Linked DNA regions of Homo sapiens: region 1 is linked to region 2. Evidence: chromatin contacts called from ENCODE Hi-C or POLR2A ChIA-PET data. All regions are on one chromosome and are shown on one strand. Each heading gives the region's core, a stretch centred on a gene start or an enhancer-like site at or near the end of the contact. The rest is flanking DNA. Distances are from core to core; before and after follow the strand shown. Region 1 overlaps STAM (signal transducing adaptor molecule). Region 2 has its middle 58 kb from the start of ST8SIA6.

Region 1 (2,700 bases), core at 31-2,530, 160 kb before region 2:
AATTCTATAAGTCTCATTCTATAAAATATACGATGTTTTTAAGACTTAGTAAAATAAAAAAGTAAAATCATTGTCTAGGCAAGTAAAGATAGAAAAATCAGCTCGCATCGGATCCCATTCCCTATTGCCTAGTCAACAACTTGACTTCTGTTGTTATCCCAATTCTCTCCTGAATCATCATCTCAATTTCCCCCTCAAAGTGCATCATTCTCTTCCAGATACACAGATGCTATAATCCCGTCTACCCTTTAAGAAGGGAAATTCCCAGCTGGGCGCAGTGGCTCACGCCTGTGATCCCAGCACTTTGGGAGGCCGAGATGGGCGGATCACGAAGTCAGGAGATCGAGACCATCCTGGCTAACATGGTGAAACCACGTGTCTACTAAAAATACAAAAAAAAAAAAAAAAAAAGAAAAGAAAAGAATTGGCCGGGCATAGGGCATAGGGGCGGGTGCCTGTAGTCCCAGCTACTGGGGAGGCTGAGGCAGGAGAACGGTGTGAACCTGGGAGGCGGCATTTGCGGTGAGCTGAGATTGCGCCACTGCACTACAGCCTGGGTGACAGAGCGAGACTCCATCTCAGAAAAAAAAAAAAAGAAAGAAAGAAAAAGAAGGGAAATTCCCAATCAGTGAAAGAAAAACCCCACTGAAACAGCAGCAAAAAGGACAAAATACCTCAGACGAAACATTACAAAAAATGTACAAGACTTTTAAGAGGAAAACTTAAAAACACTACTAAAGGTTATAAACAAAAAGAGATGCTATGTTCTCGGATAGGAAGATTTAATATCATAAAGACATAAATTTGTTAATTTAAAACTAGGCCAATTTAAACAGAAAGTTTTGTTTTTAACCCAGCCAACTCAATTTGAAAGTTTATTTAATGAGAGTAGGAAGGGGAAAGAATATCTAAAACAACATTTCCGGAAAAAAAAAAAAAAACCTCAAGACCATATCCTACCAAATGTCAAAACATATTAATAATTAAAACCATGTGGTAGCAGAATGTGTTTAGACACATACCAACGGGTCAAAAGAGAAAAACAGACTTAAATACATATGCAAATATAATATATAAAAGAAATATTTCAAATCAGAAGAAAAAAAGATGGACGATTCAGTAAATGGTGTTGGGATATTTGGTAGCCAAATAGAAAAGAATAAAGTTAGAACCATACTTCATACTGCCTAACAGGATAAATTCCAAATAGATCAAAGACTTGAATGTAAAAAACAAAACCATACTGAGACTGTGGGGACAGTCTGGTGGCTTCTAACAAAGATAAACAGTCTTACCATATGATCTAGCAATCATGTTCTCACATATTTACCCAACTGAACTTAAAACGATGTCAACACAAAAGGCTGCAAATTCATGTTTATAGCAGCTTTATTAAAAATCACCAAAACTGGGAGCCAACAAGATGTCCTTCAGTAGGTTAATAAACAAACTGTAGAACATCCATATAATGGAAGAGTATTCAGCAATAAGAAGAAATGAACTACTGAGCCACGAAAAGGCACGTAGGAACCTTAAATGCATACTGGTAAGTGAAAGATGCCAGTCTGAAAAGGCTATATAGTCTACGATCCCAATTACACAACATTTGGAAAAGATAAACTTGTAAACAGTAAAAAGATCAGTGGCTGTTTAAAGTGCAAAGAGAGGAAGGAAAGGAATGAACAGATGGAGCACAGGTCATTTTAAGGTGATAAAACTATTCAGCATGGTACTGTAATGACAGATACGTGGCATTACACAATGGTAGACACATGTCATTATATACACTGTCAAAACCCATTGACCTGTACAAAACAAAGTGTACCTTAATGCAAACTATGGACTTTAGTTAATAGTAATGTATCAATATTGGTTCATATCTTGTAACAAATATATACACTAATGAAATATGTGAATAATTGGGGAAATTGTGTCGGAGTTGACCTCTGTACTATCTGTTCAATATGCATTATGCTAAGCAATGTGCATTCATTTCCCTTGCCTCTTCCAAACCACTCTCCCTCTTTCCTAAAACTGCCCAGCTCCAATCACGTCAGTCCCCTCATGTTGCAGTTTATTTAAAAATCTCAAATGCCCCTTCACCTGTCAATTATTTTAGCTACTGGATCACTGCCTCTCTCTCCAACATCACTCCTGTCCTAATTCTTGGAGCTTTTAATAACAGTGTAAGTGATGCTTTCAACACTTTGGCTTTTCAACTTCTATCACATCTTATTAACTCCGATGGACCTTGGAGTCATCAGACCTTGTCATTACCAATAACTGAAAACCCTCTATAGTTTTAATTTAAAGGATCCTACCTTCCAACCATCATCTTCTATTTTTCTAACTCACTCTGAAACCCAGCTCTGCGCTCATTCAGGGCAACTGACTTCTGCTCCAGCTACTCTGTAACTTTCAAGTTCTTAGAAGGCATCAAGTTTTCTCTACCTTGTAGCATTCAGCATTCACCTACAGACTATTGCTTCTTTCTGGGATGCAGTGCTTTGAACTCTGTCTCTTTTCAACATTAAAATTATAGCATAAACGTAACCCCCTCATACCAGTCTACCTTTTTATTTTCCATTATAGCACTCTGGTTACTAGCTTCTTAGCTATTGACCATCATCTGTTAGTATCTGTTTATTTCACATCTTCCACCATTAGAATATTAGCACCATTGACGGCAAAGGCTATGCC
Region 2 (2,700 bases), core at 131-2,630:
AAAGCGAGACTCCAACTCAAAAAAAAAAAAAAAAAAGAAATGTAGTTACCAAACTATTAAAAATGTATTTGCAATGTAGCAATATAGGTGCTTCTTTATTGGCATCTGAACATAAGATTTAGTTATGTTAGTCTTGTGACTAGCAGAATTTCAAAGTAGTGAGTAGGTAGAAGTGATCTTCTGACATATCTGCAAATTGCTGTGATATGAAAATATATGTGATTTCAAGTGGTCATAAAACCACAGGTATTGCTAATACTGTTACAGTTTGTTACCAATATTTATAAGTGAAGAAAATGCTAGATTTCAGTGAACAGATAGTGAAAATAAAGATGTCATTTCCCCCTGATGCAAGTTTTATGATTGCCATATTAAAAACCATTGTTTTGGGTCGGGTGCAGTGGCTCATGCCTGTAATCCCAGCACTTTGGGAGGCCGAGGTGGGAGGATCACTTGAGGTCAGAAGATTGAGACCAGCCTGGCCAACATGATGTAAACCCCGTCTCTGCTAAAAATGCAAAAATTAGCCAAGTGTGGTGGGTCATGCCTGTAATCCCAGCTACTTGGGAGGCTGAGGCAGGAGAAAGGCTTGAACCCAGGAGGCAAAGGTTACATCAGTGAGCCAAGATTGTGCCACTGCACTCTAACCTGCTGAGCAACAGAGCAAGACTCTATCTCAAAAAAAAAAAAAAACCCCACAAAAAACAAACAAACAAAAAAACCTAAACCATTGTTTTAAAAGTTTCTAGACACTTCTCACTCAGATGGAGACCAAAAATCACCTTTGACAGTGACTTTTATTTTTCATTCTTGGAAGGATCACTTGTGTGGCCTCTGTCTACCCAGACACGGAGGTGCCTAACTGCTCTGTGGAGTGGATCATGCAATACTATTTGTTGTTTGACAAAGTCTCTGCTCTATAATCTTTAAAGTATTGGGTTTGGGGAAGTAGACAGGAGGGACATTCTTACACAGGGCTCCGGGAACCTCCAAGGAAACAGAGACCTCAATCTCTTCCCTTTGGAATTTAAGGGAGCTGTGGTTACAAGTACCGGCTCTGGAGTCCGCCTTCCTAGGTTCAAATCCTCCCGCCAGTTACAAGCTATGCTACCTAATCTCTTGATAGCTCCATTCCTTCATCAGAAAAATGTGGCAAAAGTTGAAAGGATTCCTATGAGAATTAAATGAACAAAGTACTTAGAACAGGCTTTTAAGTATTAATGTCATTACTGTTTCTGTTATTGAAGAACTGCTTTGAGAACTGAGGTGGTGCTGACTAATGTCTGAGGCTGGCTTGCATGGATACCAGGAATTTCCAAGACAGAACTCATATCAGGAAGGGATTGTCTGGGCTTGTGGCCAGGATCAACATAGGACCTTGCTTGTTGGTTTCAGGGCAACCTTTGGATGAGGCTGGAAATTGCTCCTGCTTCTGCTAGTCTGCATGGGCTTAGGGCACTGAGTAGGTGAATGCAAATAAAAGAACTATAGTCATAAGGGCCCTGCTGTGAAGTACCACAGAGAGAGGGATCTTTCTCCTTTTAAGAAACTTCACGGTCTGAGCAGTAGGATCATTGGAAACCAGAGTAGACAATGACACAGGGTCTTCAAGAAACTATCTGGCAGCAGCATTAAACAATGAAAATGAAAGTCAGGACTGATCAGATTCACAGTTTTCTCTCCTCTTGGAAAAACTTCCAGAATTCTTGGGGGCAATTCTGGGCAAGTGAGCACTTAAGTAATAAAATTAAAGATGTGTAATAAGCTTGTTTGTGTCTGAATGTGGCAAGATAGTCATGCTATTAAAAATATTCTTTAGATGGATATTATAATTATTTTAATTCTGTGAGTATATGTAGCCTTGGAAGTGGCACTAGGATTGGGGAATAAAGGAGAAAACCAATCTAGAATTTAAAAATATACTTGAGACTTGTTTTACAAGTAATTTGTATTAGCCCTTGTTTTAAAATATCACAAACCTTGGCTGGGTACAGTGGCTCACACCTGTAATCCCAGCACTTTGGGAGGCCAAAATGGGAGGATTGCTTGAGCCCAGGACTTCGAGACAAGCCTGGGCAACATAGTGAGACCACATCTCTTAAAAAAAAAAAAATTAGCCTGACGTGATGGTGCGTGCCTGTTGCCCCAGTTACTCAGGAGGCTGAAGTGGGAGGATTGCTTGAGCCCAGGAGGTTGAGGCTGCATGAGTTGTGATGGCACCACTACATTCCTGCCTGGGTGAGAGAGTGAGACCCTGTCTCAAAAATAAAAATAAGATAAAATAAATGCAAATCATTTTTTAGTTTTCTGCAGTAGTATTGATAATTCAAAGTTAATTCAACTTTTCCCCCTACAACTTCCAGAAACAGATGCAGAAATTCAAACCATAACAAATACTTTCTGAAGTGACAATGAGTCATATCAGAAGTGTGATGATCACGCAGATGGGCTGATATAACTCATGATCACCCATCCGGACTGTGGACGTTCTTGTTTTTCAAACGTATTTGAATGCGTTTGATAAAAGCTGTAAATTTCTGGCTAGTCTGTAAATTGCAAGCATTCTCTTTGGGGCTTACATGTCTACTTCCCTTAGCTGGGATCAGCGACTTCTCTTGGGCCTTTCCTCCAGCAGGCTGGGTCCCCTCTCTGTACAGAAGTTAAAAGGATGTTGTCAAGCACAGAAAGGTAAAGTACGTG

Evidence for each region. A loop is a pair of places that touch in the nucleus more often than their neighbours do. ChIA-PET counts read pairs that join two places held with the same protein, here RNA polymerase II (POLR2A). Pooled maps may share reads with other maps.
Region 1: a pooled map shows a loop between it and region 2 (10-fold over the local background). The contact joins two enhancer-like sites. A Hi-C loop is called at or near these places in 5 of 37 single-sample maps with no recorded cell type and 7 of 50 pooled maps. POLR2A ChIA-PET finds 5 or more read pairs at or near these places in 1 of 52 experiments (activated CD4-positive, alpha-beta T cell).

What each region holds. Positions count from the first base shown.
Region 1 is chr10:17,667,596-17,670,295 of GRCh38, reverse strand. The region is part of intron 2 of STAM (signal transducing adaptor molecule); the gene reads right to left. Among named protein-coding and RNA genes, the nearest start is that of STAM, 25 kb to the right of the region's middle. Within about 2 kb of position 1,280, at least 3 of the 41 ENCODE cell types and tissues checked have a DNase peak (open chromatin) inside an H3K27ac peak, as active enhancers do.
Region 2 is chr10:17,511,256-17,513,955 of GRCh38, reverse strand. No RefSeq gene overlaps it. Among named protein-coding and RNA genes, the nearest start is that of ST8SIA6, 58 kb to the right of the region's middle. Within about 2 kb of position 1,380, at least 11 of the 41 ENCODE cell types and tissues checked have a DNase peak (open chromatin) inside an H3K27ac peak, as active enhancers do.